Regions from separate parts of the Homo sapiens genome. Here region 1 is linked to region 2. The links are chromatin contacts, found by Hi-C or POLR2A ChIA-PET in ENCODE. All regions are on one chromosome and are shown on one strand. Each heading gives the region's core, a stretch centred on a gene start or an enhancer-like site at or near the end of the contact. The rest is flanking DNA. Distances are from core to core; before and after follow the strand shown.

Region 1 (7,634 bases), core at 3,622-6,121, 40 kb before region 2:
GGGTAAAAATACATGTGACAAAACCTGATGGAACTGAAGAAAGAAATACACAAATCTACTGCTACAGTTGGAGACTTCAACACCCCACCTTTTTTAACTGATAGATTAAGCAGACAGAAAATCAGTAAAGATATGGTTGAACTGAAGAGCACTATCAATCAACACATACAAATTGACATATATAGAATACATTAGTAACAGTGGAATACACATTCTTTTCAAGTTCACAGGAAATATTCACCAATATAGACCATCTTGTGGTCTAAAACGCACTCCTTAACAAATTTAAAACAATAGACATCAAACAAAGTATGTGTTTACAACACAGTGGAATTAAACTAGAAATCAATAGCCAAAATATAGCTGGAAAACCCTCCAAATATATGACAATTAAACAATATATTTTTAAATAATTTACAAGTCGAAGAAGAAGTCTCAAGAAAAGTTAAAAACTATTTTTAACTAAAGGAAAATGCATCTTATATAATGGGCCGAGTGTGGTAGAAGTGGTTCTTAAAGGGATTTTATAGGATTGGATGCATACTTAGAAAAAAATCTACAATCAATAACATAAGCTTCCACCTAAGAAATGAAGAAAGAACAATGTAAGCCTATAGCCAGCCATAGAAAAGACATAACACACACTAGAGCACAAGTCAATGAAGCTGAAAACAAGGAAACGATGGAAAAAAATCGGCAACACAAAAAGCTGCCTGGTTCTCTGAAAAGATCAGTAAAATTGCAACACCTCAAGCCAGGTTAAATGAGAAAAAGTTTTTTTAAAAAGAGAGAGAGTGAGAAGGCAAAATTTAAAAATACCAGAAATCAAGTAAGATTTACTACTGATTCTATGGAGATTAAAATGATATTAAAGGAATACTATGTACAACTCTATGTCATACATTTGATAATTTAGATGAAATGGATCTATTCCTTAAAAGGCACAAACTACCAAAACCCATAAAAGGAAACCTATATAACTTGAGTAGTGCTATATCTGTTAAAGAGGTGGAATTAATAATTAATGACATTAAAAAAATCAGTCCCAAAAGGTTTCACTGGTGAATTCCATGAAATATTTAATGAAGAAGAAATACCAGTTCCCTTTGACCTCTTCCAGAAAGTAGCAGAGACACTTTCTCATTTTATGAAGCCAATTTCTATATGCTTTAGTGCTGATAATTTACTACTCAGGATGATTTTTAAAAGTTATTTCTGTAATAAGAAGATACATACTTTTTTATATTTTTTGAGACAAAAAATAATGATGAAATATTCTTTACACCAAACCCCCATGACACAAAATTTACCTACATAAGAAACCTGTACTTGTACCCCCGAACCTAAAATAAATGTTAAAAATTTTTTAAAAGTCAAAAGAATAAAAATAATTTGCTTAAAATAAAATCCTAATGGAGCTCTTACTGCAGTACTTGAACTCTATGAAAATAGTTAGGAGAGATACTAATGGGTATTTTTTTTAGTAAGAAAAAGAACATTTTTAAAAATCAGTTAATTCCAAAGTATCACAGCGTTCTGTTCTAAAAGCCAAGGGGACAGCAAACTCTGTTTTGGGGGTAAATTTTACTAAAATAGAACAATTAGAACTAACTTTTGATTTTGAGGAATACCACTAAGAATATCCCCAAGAAAACATTTCATCAGCATGGTGGTGGTCCAGTGCTTGGATTAGATTTTCCATGTAATTTGGGCTGTCTATAATCTCTTACTAACCATTATCATCAACATCAATCTTGTCGGCAGCATAGAGAAGTAAACTAAGTCAAGAACGATTTTCCTAAAGACTAATGGAAAGAAGACATACATTATTATGAATTTGGATAATTTGTTTTTCAATATGATATGGTTTGGCTGTGTCCCCACCCAAATGTCATCTCAAATTGTAATCCGCATGTGTGGACAGAGGAACTTGGTGAGAGGTGATTGGATCGTGGGGGTGGTTTCCCCCATGCTGTTCTCATGATAGTGAGGGCACTCTCACAAGATCTGGTTGTTTGATAAGTGTCTGGCATCTCCCGTTTGCTCTCTTTTTCTGCGGCCTTGTGAAGGAAGGTACTGGCATCTCCTTCACCCTCTGCCATGATTGTAAGTTTCCCGAGGCCTCCCCAACCATGTGGAATTATGAGTCCATTAAACTACTTTTCTTTATAAATTTCCCAGTCTTGGGCAGTTCTTTATAGCAGTGTGAAAATGGACTAATACACAATATAAAATATACCACAGCCTTAATATGGGGAAAAATATGTAACCTCAAATATAGGGTTAAAACATACCCTGTGCTAAACCTATCAGCTTATCAGAGTTGGAGTGAGAAAATATGACCTTTTTTCCCAGCCTACGATCCACCTTCACAAATCCAGATTCCGGTTTGAGCACCCACTCATCATTCAGCGGCTGGCATTTGAGATTCCCATCCCCTCCGGAGAGACTCATCCTGATGCCCACTCCATCCCACCCAATGGGACACCTAGCTCTCAACATAACCTCACAAACCCATCACCATATGAGAGGGCATTATAAGTAACAAGGCAGGGTTTTCTCCAAACACCAAGTGAAATGGCCAATCCATAACCTACTCACTGATGCAGAATTCTTAGAGTTGGAGAAACTAGCTCCAGGGAGGTCATAAGATGTGAAGGGAGGAGCACAGAGCTAGGAGATTGGAGGCCTGGGTGGATTCCCAATCTCAGAGTGCACACACCACGGTCCACCAGGGAAGTCATTTAATTTCTCTTACCTTAGCCCACTCAACCATAAAGTGGAGGGAATATGTAAAAGAGGACTGTAGATACCATAAAATAAAATACTATATATGAATGATCTATTACAGTGTGGTGTACATGGTAGCTGCCCAATAAATTAAAGAAGTGATTAGAATGAATGGGTTTTACTCATGATGTGATCATTTAGTTTTCATACCACTTCTGTTACTATATCTGATGGTGATGCTTGCTTTTACTTTGAGCACAAATCCACATTAACGGGCACAACAGCATGATAATAGTTACCTTTTTCCCAGCCCTTCACCTCTGCAGGGACTTCTCATGTTAGTTGACAGTGTGGGCGGCAGGTGTTCTTGTCTTCACCTTCTCTGTTGAAAGCTGTGCACCCCCCATGCTCTAACACTTTACTTTACTTGATCGTGTTTCCTGTTATCCCCCCAAATAGTTGTCTGTGTGTTTATTGCTTCCCCAACCAGAATGTATGTTTCATAAACAGCAGCTTTGTTCTCTTTTTTTCCTCTGTAAGCTGGAGCAGTGTGCAGCGTGATGCATGTGCTCAGTGCACGGCTGCTTAAATGAGAGGACACACACATCAACTCCCCTTATACAGAGGAGGAAAAGGAGCTTTGTAAAAGGACATGGCAGTAAACCTCCCGTCTGAGCCTGTAGCTCATGCCTTTGCATGTTTCAGCAAGAATGAAGAATATCAGTCAAGAGTTTCCACATCACGCCTGCCAGGGCTATACCCTGGGTATTTACAGAGTCGAGGACACTGAGACCAATATAACAGGTAGATTGACTGTGATAGAAAAGACGCCTCAAATACAATTTATTCAAGTCTAAGAAATGAAATCTCATTCAGTTTCAGGCCTCATCAACAGCAGGGAGAACCACAAATCACAAACTTCTTTTGCACTGGGAAAGGTGTTGCCATGGGAACAGGGCTGCTGGCCATTTGGCCATCTCACTCATCTCTAGAGGAAGGCAGGTGAGGAAGGTGAGAGTCACAGTCAGGTAGGAAGGCCTGCGATAAGATCCAAGGAAGATGGGGGATGTACTTCTACCATGTGTCATGTTGGTAGCAAATGCAGTAAGAATAAAATGTCACCATCTGATCCACATTACATCTGAATAGAACATCATCTAGCGGCGTTTCCTTGCCTCTATATGATTATAGGCTGTGTTGACATCAAAGAGATATAATAAAGCATATTGGCCTAACAGAACATATTATCATAGAATAAATAAAAGTCCTAAAAAATGAACAGGGGACAGATTGTAAGTGGCTGGGTTTATGCCCATGCTAAGATCACCAAAGCTTCTAACCTCTGGGAGATGGGAAATCATGAGTCTCATAGCCTGGCAGGCTATAGTCTAACAAGACTGGCTTCATGCATATATATTGATCTTTTGATGGTGGTCAAGCATCCCAAGCCATGGACCCTGTTGATATTAAAAATGTGATGACACCCAAAAAACAGTGTGAAATCAGTAGGAAAAAGATTTGAATAAAACGACCAACCCACAGATGTCCAGGGACAAGACCAAGACAATTCCTACCCTGACACAGTGACAAATAGGTGCTAAGTGGACATCATTCGTTTCCTATCTTGTTGGTCTTTCCTGTTGACAAATACCTGTTTAAAGCATGTTTTAATGTTTTCCTCAGTAGGCTCTGCGAAATAAAACCCAAATGGGAAACAGTTCTAGCATATGATCCTATGTAAATTAACAGCAGCAAAAAAGAGGGAAAGAAGAAAAGAAGGAAACCCTCCTTAACACCTCCTTTCACTCACGTTTCCTCATATTTTCCCTTAGTCCTTCAATAGAGCAGCAGTAGAAATACAATGATTTATGAATTCCACGGGGTGAATTCTTGAAGTAATAACACTTACCACCATGAAGTTCTCAGATTTCTTTTCCAAACAGGAACTCTGAGAGCAAAGAAAATTGCTGGACTCTCACGGCCAGGCATTTCATTGTATAGTCCTGGCAACGTGACCCTAATGAGAAGAAGTCCATACTTCAGTTTTGGTTTAGAATTCAGTGACAGTTTGATTGTGGGCTCAACCTCTTCTGCTTCCATTGGAATGTGAGTTACATGCTGAATTAATGAGCAAAAACATTAAGGCTTTGAGTCTGTTTTGCGCTTTCCTAGTTCCCTTCATTTTATTTTCACTGGTTTATTTTATTTTTGTATCTTGATCCAAAATTCATTTGCATATGATTTTTGTGCACACTAAGATCATCCTGAAGAACATGGACTTGTAAAACACTGGGAATCAATTACCCTCAGGAAATCCGTCGACTTGGTGAGGTGTGTCCTTTACAGTTAGTTACTATGAAATTCCCCTTTTCTAAAAATCCTGTCATTAAACCCCATGATGGCTTTCCGTTGCTCACTGCTGATCTTTTGCCTCTCAGTAAGCATGAAGAACACTTTCTCTTTCTTGCTGTGAGTTAATGCTATTTATATTTTAGAAATGCCAGATTCCTTCACAAGTCACTTGAGACTCGGTGGCAAGAATGAATTACCCTGAACTGTCTGTCTCTCTCCTGACAGGTCTGCCTGAAAGGCAGCTTGCCTGGAGCTGCATTCATTGTTATTTCACAATCTGAGAGCCAGCAAGAGACAGTTTTACAAATTTCTAACATAAGGCATAAAATGAAATTCAACAGAAACTAATCTTTCCTTTTTCTAAATTCCTGGCTTTGACCAAATTAGTAGGGAATGACATATTTTGAATCGCTTAGTGTACATACTATTGTATTTCTCTGCAATTTAATCTTATAATCATTGCTCCAGGGAGACATATATTAAAGTTTATTGGCAAATACATTTCCCTTGATTCCCTTTGTTCCAAAATAAAATGATGAATTAAGACTTAGCACATATATTAGCATTTAGTATTTGCTATAGTTTCCACTTTGCACATACAAATAGTGATCTGTACCCTGTGGCAACCAATTATAATACGTGTACTGATATTGTACAATTTTAAATTAGTAGAAAAACTGAGCTGATACTTTAAGCCAGCAAAAAAAAGTTTGTTTTCTAGATTAATGAAATAACAGGATAAAACCTGAAGTGAATATTAATGTGTGTTATCTATGATATTGTCTATCAATTAATATAAAATGCATGTTCTTTTATTTATTCTAGAAATAAATCTACTGTGTTATGATTATTTCTCTAATAATTATGTAACTAATGAACGATTAATCCATGACAATTGGTCCAGCATTTCTTCATGATTTTTTGTTCCCTGGGTAAACCAAAGGTAAACAAATACATGGCTGAGATGCCCAGAGTTCCTAAAGCTCCCTAGGGAATGTCAAAAATAAACAGATCTTCCCAAACATTAGCACTGATCTCCTTTTACATTGAAAGTTCATGTTTAAAGAGAGGGAATTCCCCACCCCAGTAATAGCAGTTGAATCAATAGAAACTGTGATTCTTGCCTCTATTTGTAGTTTTAAAATGAACTCTTGTCAGAATATTGTCCCCAATTAATAATGATAATGATAAAATCCTATCAGTAATAATGAATATTTATTTAGTTCTTTGACTTGTGTCACATGTCATATTAAGCACTATTTTTCATTATTTAATTCTCAGCAATCACATGGGGTTGGTAGCCCCATTTTACAAACAAAAACAAAACAAATAAAAATTCTGGAAGTTTTTAGAGAGGTTACATCACTTGTCACAAGGTGTGTAAATGGAGAATCTACGACTCAAACTAAGACATCCTTAACCCAGTGCCTCTGTCTTAAGCACCAAATATTTTCATTAATCATCAGTCTCATAATAAGAAAAATAATGATTTAATAAAGAAATTTCTGTTCAAATTCTCCTTTTAAGTACTTAGAGTAATAGGTTTCTTCATAATTAGTTGCAGCCTTGTATTTCAATCTCATTCTTTTGTCAAACTTACCTTCTGCTAAACCAAGTCCCAATGATTTCATTGTATAATTTTTCTCCAATGCATTTATTTCTCTTGCTCTCTATCAATAAATTATCATTCAGCCTACAAACATTTCTTGCTAAAATCTTTAAAAAAAAAATCTTTCTAAGCAGTCTCTCCAGAGTCTCTCTGCAAGCAGCACCGTTTTCCAACCCATTCTCTACTCTGCAATCATCGTAGTCTTTTCTCAACACAAATCTGATGTTGAATGCTTGCTTCAAAGACTCCATTGGTGTCCCATTGAACTTAGAATAGACATCAATAGGCCGGGCGTGGTGGCTCACACCTGTAATCCCAGCCCTTTGAGAGGCTGAAGTGGGTGGATCGCCCGAGGTCAGGAGCTCGAGACCAGCCTGACCAACATGGTGAAACCCCATCTCTACTAAAAATACACACACACACACACACACACACACACACAAAAGCTGGGCATGGTGGCACCTGTAATCTCAGCTACTCGGGAGGCTGAGACATGAGAACAGCTTGAACCAGAAGGTAGAGGTTGCAGTGAGCTGAGATCTTGCCATTGCACTCCAGCCTGGGAGACAGAGTGAAAGACTTCATCTCAAAAACAAACGAACAACAACAACAACAACAATTTTAAAAAAATACAGAACAACGTATTTAAGATCGCCTGCGAGTCTTGTGCAGTCTTCCCACCTAGAACCATTGTAAGTGTAAAGAGATGGAATTTGCAAAAACTTTCATATTGTACATCGCAAAAGTTCTAAACATTCTTTATAGGGTAGTGGATTAAAGCATGATATATTTTTTAAAGGAAGAAATAGTGAAACAATTTTGATATACCCATACATTATAGAATATTATGAAACCATTTAAAGTGATCATATATCTAGATTATATGAATGTTGATAAATGATTGATAGATGTGGATATAGACATCAACATAGATCGAGATAAT
Region 2 (6,607 bases), core at 1,241-3,740:
CACACATATATATACACACACAGACACACACACAGAAGGGTGTATATATATATTTACACACACACACACACACAGTCTGCAGAAATATATATTTAATGGGAATTTTGAGTCAAAGAGATAGTGACTAAATTAAGCATATTGGCAGTTTGAAAATAACACCTATGGCTGGGTGCGTTGACTCATGCCTGTAATCCCAGCACTTTGGGAGGCCAAGGCGGGTGGATCACCTGAGGTCAGGAGTTCAAGACCAGCCTGGCCAACATGGTGAAACCCCATCTCTATTAAAAATACAAAAACCAACTAGCCATAGTGGCAGGCGCCTGTAATCCCAGCTACTTGGGAGGTTGAAGCAGGAGAATCGCTTGAACCCAGGAGGTGGAGGTTACAGTGAGCCGATATCTGGCCACTGCACTCCAGCCTGGGTGACAAGAGCAAAACTCCATCTCAAAAAATAATAATAATAACACCTATGAAAATTAAGAGTAAATATTCTTAAAGTTTATTTTATTCTTATACTGTTTGCATTTACATGTGAGCATCTGACTGTAACTTGAACATCAAAATTATGTTTGGAGAATTCACTTTACTAATGAACAGTTCTTAACAAATGACCATGTGAGACTCAACTCTGGCTCTAGCCTCCAGCTGCTTCTTAGCCAAATATTTTTGAGTCTGGAAAGATGACTGGAAATTACATCAAAACAACATTTTGCATGGATTATCTGATACGTCCTTATTTTTGGCCAGACCAAAAATACTGTCAAAAGAGACTGCTATTTCTTCTTTTCACCCTGACAGAAACATGAAAACTATGATCAAAGTTTTCACTGAAGGGTCCCATGTAATGTTCTGTGCTTTGTTTTTCAGCAAAAGACTGCTTTATAGTAGTTTGAATTTAGGTTAACATTTGAGATCTGGTTTTCTTTCTTGGCTGAGGTAGTTCAGCTCTCCTTTGTTTGTTTAAAAGGAAACATCAACTTTCCAATTTACTCTCTAAAATTGGTTTTTGTAGTTCCCTGCTGGACTGGAAAGGCACCATCTGTTTTAATAATACTGAAGTGAAAGGGGGAAAGTTTGTGAAATGGAAGTCAACTGGGAGTGCTCTTAGTCATCACAGCTCCACTTGGAGAAGAATCCACTGTTAAGTTCATGAATTTACGTTAAACCCTGGTCAACCCAGGTAGTGTAACAATCAACACAGACTTCCATGTTCTGGCAAGGGACAGTCAGTGAGAAAATTTTACATACTGGCAAACCAGCAGCAAAAATAATCAAAATATCAGGCAGGGAAGAAAAAAAAAAACGTAAACATGTACGAAGAAAACTTCAGCTGTGAAAGAAATACGATATTTAAGTTGACTAAAATCTTTCCTTTTTCCTTTAATTCATAAACTTCACCATTTTTGCCCCTCCCTCCCTCACTGCCTTCCTTCCTTCCTTCCTTTCTTTCTTCCTTCCTCCCTTCCTTCTTCCTTTCTTTCTTTTTTTGGACATTTACATATTATTAGATTTGTTCAGGTTTTGATCATTACTGGAAGATGAGAAATTCTTGCCTCCAAGCCCAAATAATGCTAACCCTTATTCTCTGGACATTTGACAGCAGAATTTCCTTATCCTGACACTGAAACAAAGATTCTATTTCTCAGCATTGAAAGGTCTGCCTACAACTCATCTGTTCATTGGTTGATGGATGGACTGATTTGTTCTTACCTGGAACTGATTATTTAGTAACTAAACTACACACATACAAACACACACACACAACAAATGCACATACATACAAACAAAAATTAAAAAACCACACACACTTAAACACATACAACACACATGCATACATAACACACACAAATATACACACACGTATCTGGGAGGTCCCAACCTTCCAGGGGGAAACTGTCTCATGCTGCTTAAAGCTTCCACAGGCCGCACCTGCTGTTCCAATTTGCCCCTCTCTCCAGTGGTTTGAAAGGTAAGCTGCAAATAAATGAGCACTATGTATAGCTGACCTTGCTTAGAGTGGCATTTTAATGCATTTGACTACACCTGCCTCTAATTTCAGTGTTGATATTTTAATGCAATCCAACAAATTTCTAGGAGTGAATTTGCAAAATTTAAGCAAGTATTGCAAGATGAGCTGGGAACAAGCAGGTGCTCTTCTGTAAAAATATACATGGGGCCGCTGCCGGCACTGATTTCCTTAGCATGTTATCAAATGCCCTGCTGTAGCAACAGTCTTTTTCTGTTTTCTTCTGATGCTTAACTGGAGGATGATTCAATCGTAGACCAAGAAACCGTGGTTGAATTACAACATTCAAAACAGCCCGTGTGTAATGGCTCAGAGCTCCTCTGGATGGATCTTGCATCTCTAAGCTAAATGCAAGTTCACAGATTCCTAAAAATACCCCCTGATGTGAGTCATCCTGTTCCAAAGAGCTCTGAAGAATGTTTTCCACAGAAGTGGCGAGGCACAGCCCCAGGGTGTGGAGCTCTCGTCTGAGTTATGTAGGCAACTTGCGTCAGCCACATACTATGTTATAGTCTCCATATTCCCTGGCGCTGAGCGTGGATAGCTGGAATGATCTGTTGAAATACAAACCTCTGCAGCAGCTTCAACTCTGCCTCCCATGCAACTTCCCCAAACAAAATGGATCTGTGTCAAAGGAGAGGTGCGCAGGTCACTCAAGGTGTGCTTTCTATCAAAGGGTTTTTTTCAAGAAAGAAACCCAAAGCCAGAAATAAACATGGTAGCCTTGGGCTTTAAGGAAAAAACAAAACAGACAAACAAACAGACAAAAAAAAAACCTGTCTTTCTTAAAGCTTCCCCATTTTCAGACTCTCACACTGAAAGTTGAGAGATAGTTTTGCCTCCTCCGTGAGGTGGGTGGAGGGTGCTGTGAGAGAGGGAATCTCAAGCTGGCCCAGATCAGCTGTGGAATAGATGCACTGAGAAGATGCTGAGGTTTCCACATAGATGCCCCCTTCTGTCACAAGTGCAGACTCTGAAGACGCAGTTGGCCTGGGCCCCATTGCTCTGCTGTCTCCAGGAGTCATTAGTGGCACTTTATCAGAGGATCCTGGATGAAAGGAGAAATCAAATCATTTTCTAAGAGTGGGACTTCAGGCATGTGAGCCTGTGTTTTAAGAGAGAATAACTCTTTTAATGCTCCGGAAACTGCACAGCTGGAAGACTGCGGCTCAATGTACACATGTGGATAGCACAGTTGCCTTGGGTCTTTCTTCAAAATAATAGGATATAAATTATACACGAGGAAAACAAGAGAGGGTTGGTGCTGATTATCAGCTTGGACAATCAATCATACACTTTAAATTTGAAAATAAAATATTTAGGGGCACATGGCTTCATTGACTCTAATAAAAGTGTTTTATCCTCTGATTCTCACAGAAAATCTCTAGAATCTTGCTCTTTTAAGAATTCATTATTCCCTTGTTTCCAAATAGGAGCTTACCAACTATACAATAATTTTTTAAAAACAATTTAAAAGTCATATGTAATTTAGAAATTTGTCAGATTACTACCTCGTAGTCTAAGCAGCAGTTACAAGGTTATCTAGAGACTGTTTCAGAATCTTTAGTTTTTGAGCCCTATTAAAAGAAACATATTCCTTACTTTATAAAGACATAAATGGTCAAGCAATTTTAAAAAGCAACCAACTAATACTTTATTAAAATTCATACAAAAATTTACCATCTTAACCATTTAATTTGAACAACTCAGAGCCATGTAGTACAAGCACAGTGCCGCACCAATGTCATCACTCTCTGGTTCCTGAATGTTTTCATCCCTCCGGAAGGAAACCCCACACACATTAAGCTGTCACTCCCCATTCTCTCCTCTCTGCAGACTCTAGCAACTCTCAATTTGCTTTCTGTCTGTGTGGATTTGCCTATTCCCGCGATTTTATCTAAATGGAGTCAGATGGTGTGTGGCTTTGTTTACTTAGCATGACGTTTTCCAAGTTCATCCATGTGGGAGCGCATGTTAGTGTTTTTCTCCTTTTTATGCCTAAATCATATTCCATTGTATGGGTGGACCATGTTGGGTTTATCCATTCAATCGTGGATGGGTATTTGGTTTATTTCTACCTTTTGGCTATTATGAATAATGTCGCTATGATTATTCATACACAAGCTTTTGTTTGAACACCTGTTTTCAGTTTTGGGGGGTATATACCTTGGGGTGGAATTGCTTCGTCATAGGGTAATTCTACCTTTAGCTTTCTGAGAAACCAACAACCGTTTTTTCACAGTGGATACAGTGGTTTCACCATAGTCCTTTCCCACCAGCAATGTGTGAGGGTTCCAGTTTTTCCTCATTTCCAGCAATACTTGTTATGTTCATTAAAAAAAAAATAGTTACTATAGCCACCCTAGTGGGTACGGGGTGGAATCGCATTGCGGTAACTCATTATTAAAATGCAATCTGAAGCAGCACCGGAATTACTGTGCACAGAGTGAGGTAAACTAGCAGGCTCATTCTATTTTCTATTTTTCTTTTTGTCCCATAAGAATATTTAGGCCTATTCTAACAAAATGGCCCAACTCTCCACTTTTTGCAGAGGCAGATGACATTTAATCTATAGCCATGTGTGTCTGATTGAATACACCATCTCCCACTACTCTTGTAATGGCAGATTTCTTGGAAGGAGTGGTTATTTACATTCTGGTCCTCCCCATTCCCACCCCTGGCTATTTCTTGACTAACGCTGATGTTCTACTTTATCTACACCAGAGAGACATTTCCTGCAAAGGTCCTCATGCTACCTTGGTCCCTCCATCTAGTCTCCTATGTTGAGTCCTTCTGCTCCTTGGCCTGCACCAGGCTGACCCTGCTGGCCTGCAGTTCTCAGAACATGCACTTCTCTTAGCATTCATGGCCTGCTACTCTTCTGATTCTTGGGGGTTTTCTTCTTCTGATCCTTATGTGCCCATCCTGACCACTTATCAGCTGTCCCTGCTACCCAGTGACATCTTTCCTTCTCCTTCCCTAAGTGCAGGGATGATTGTTCTCCTTAATGCACACTCTCCTTAAAGAATCTTGTATGCTTTTTTTGCTTTGTTGTTTTGGAGGTGTGTGTGTGTATATGTGTTTGTATGAGTGTGCACCCGTGTGTGTGCATGTGTGTACATGAGCATGAGTATGTGCATGTGTGTGCATGTTTATGTGTGTACATGCATGTGGGTGTGGTGCATGTATGTATGTGTGTTTATGTGGTGCATGTATGTGTGTATATGAGCATGATGAGTGCGTACATATATGTATGTGTGTGCACGAGCATGTTTATGTGTACATGCATGTGTGTGGGTGTGGCGTATGTATGTATGAGTGTGTATATGTGTGTGAGTATGTGTGTATGGGGTGTGTGTGATTAGTAATTCATCTACTTATCAATATTGAGAAATTAGTGTCATCTTTTAGGCCTTCGTTTCCATCCCCAAATCTAATCAGTTTTCAAATTTTCTGATTCTGTTGCCTTTCAGATTCCAATTCTGCCTTTTCTGATTCTAAATGCTTCTCAGATCCTAGGAAGTAGGAGAGAATCAAGTGATGGGGTGAAAAGAGTCAAGACATATTGAAAAAGATGTTAGGAAACAACAGGTAACTTTTGTTACTCCCAGCATGGCCAGTGATCAGCACTTCTGTTCAGTGTGGTTGCACGTTTGTAAAAATCACTGAAAATGTCTTTCTAGAATAAGAAAGTCAAGATTCCGTACAATATTCACAGTAAACATGATCTGTTTTACAAAACTATGGCTCACTCATTCCAGACATTATTCATTCTTAGAGATTTATTTGCCTCCTAGATTTGTCTAAATGACAGAGAAATGTTGACTTGAAATCGTGAGATCATCAGGTCCAGGATAAGTTCTGAAAAGTGGGGCAGTTTCCACTACCTCATGCAGCAGCCTATTTCTCCTTCTACAAAATGAGAGAGATTAGAATAAAAGATCTCTAAGATATCAAAAAAGTGTAGTTCTTGGACGCAACCAAAAGAATCAAAATCCCATTGCCCTAAGCAGAAAAGGAATTTGTTGAATGAATATTAACAGTTTACAGAAATGATAAGAAGTGTTGGAAATGAGGCTGGGGAAGAATGAGGACCCAGAGGAGGCTGGGCTTTGGGGAACGTGGCAGAGGCCACCAGAGGCCTGCCTGCCAGGCCAGAGGTTTTCTGCCTCAGCAACCGATCCCACCCCTCTGCCCCCACCACCAGTGCTGCTGGACTGTAACCTGCATCACCTTCCCAAGCAACCGTCTACTGTCTCTGGGGCACGTGACACTTCTTCAAAATTAAATTAAAAAATAATTCTTACTTCTAGCATCCAATGGCCTAACACAGATCACATCCTCCTATTACATTGACTTGGGGGAAGAAGGAGGAAATACCTGCCCCTTTGGTTTCTAAGCAGTGGGGTGGGGTCCCGAGTCCTACAAAGTCTCACTTTTAGGGGAGATCCCCTACAACGGTAAGCGTTTTCATAAAGCTGGAAGAAAGAAGATAAATTTTCACCATATTATGACTGTGATGTTTGCAAAAGAGATTTTTCAACTTAGATTGCTCCAGGCTGTACTGAAAACCTGGATTAC

What was found. Hi-C counts contacts between places; a loop is a spot of excess contacts on that map. ChIA-PET counts read pairs that join two places held with the same protein, here RNA polymerase II (POLR2A). Pooled maps may share reads with other maps.
Region 1: a loop to region 2 is called in a map of Calu3, with 13 times the contacts of the local background. The contact joins the promoter of LINC00703 here to the enhancer-like site in region 2. A Hi-C loop is called at or near these places in 3 of 168 maps with a recorded cell type or tissue (Calu3, HepG2 and breast epithelium) and 1 of 50 pooled maps. POLR2A ChIA-PET finds 5 or more read pairs at or near these places in 2 of 52 experiments (PC-9 and activated T-cell).

Annotation. Positions count from the first base shown.
Region 1 is chr10:4,381,483-4,389,116 of GRCh38, reverse strand. It overlaps LINC00703 (long intergenic non-protein coding RNA 703), which reads right to left and starts at 4,871. Exons shown (of 2, transcript NR_108055.1): 1 at 4,640-4,871. LOC105376372 (a long non-coding RNA gene) reads left to right here. Exons shown (of 6, transcript XR_001747337.1): 4 at 3,271-3,534; 5 at 3,607-3,741; 6 at 4,674-4,903. RefSeq lists a silencer at 4,506-4,800.
Region 2 is chr10:4,340,519-4,347,125 of GRCh38, reverse strand. No RefSeq gene overlaps it. Among named protein-coding and RNA genes, the nearest start is that of LINC00703, 40 kb to the left of the region's middle. RefSeq lists an enhancer at 1,848-3,047. Within about 2 kb of position 2,490, at least 20 of the 41 ENCODE cell types and tissues checked have a DNase peak (open chromatin) inside an H3K27ac peak, as active enhancers do; they include PC-9, where a contact is called at or near this core.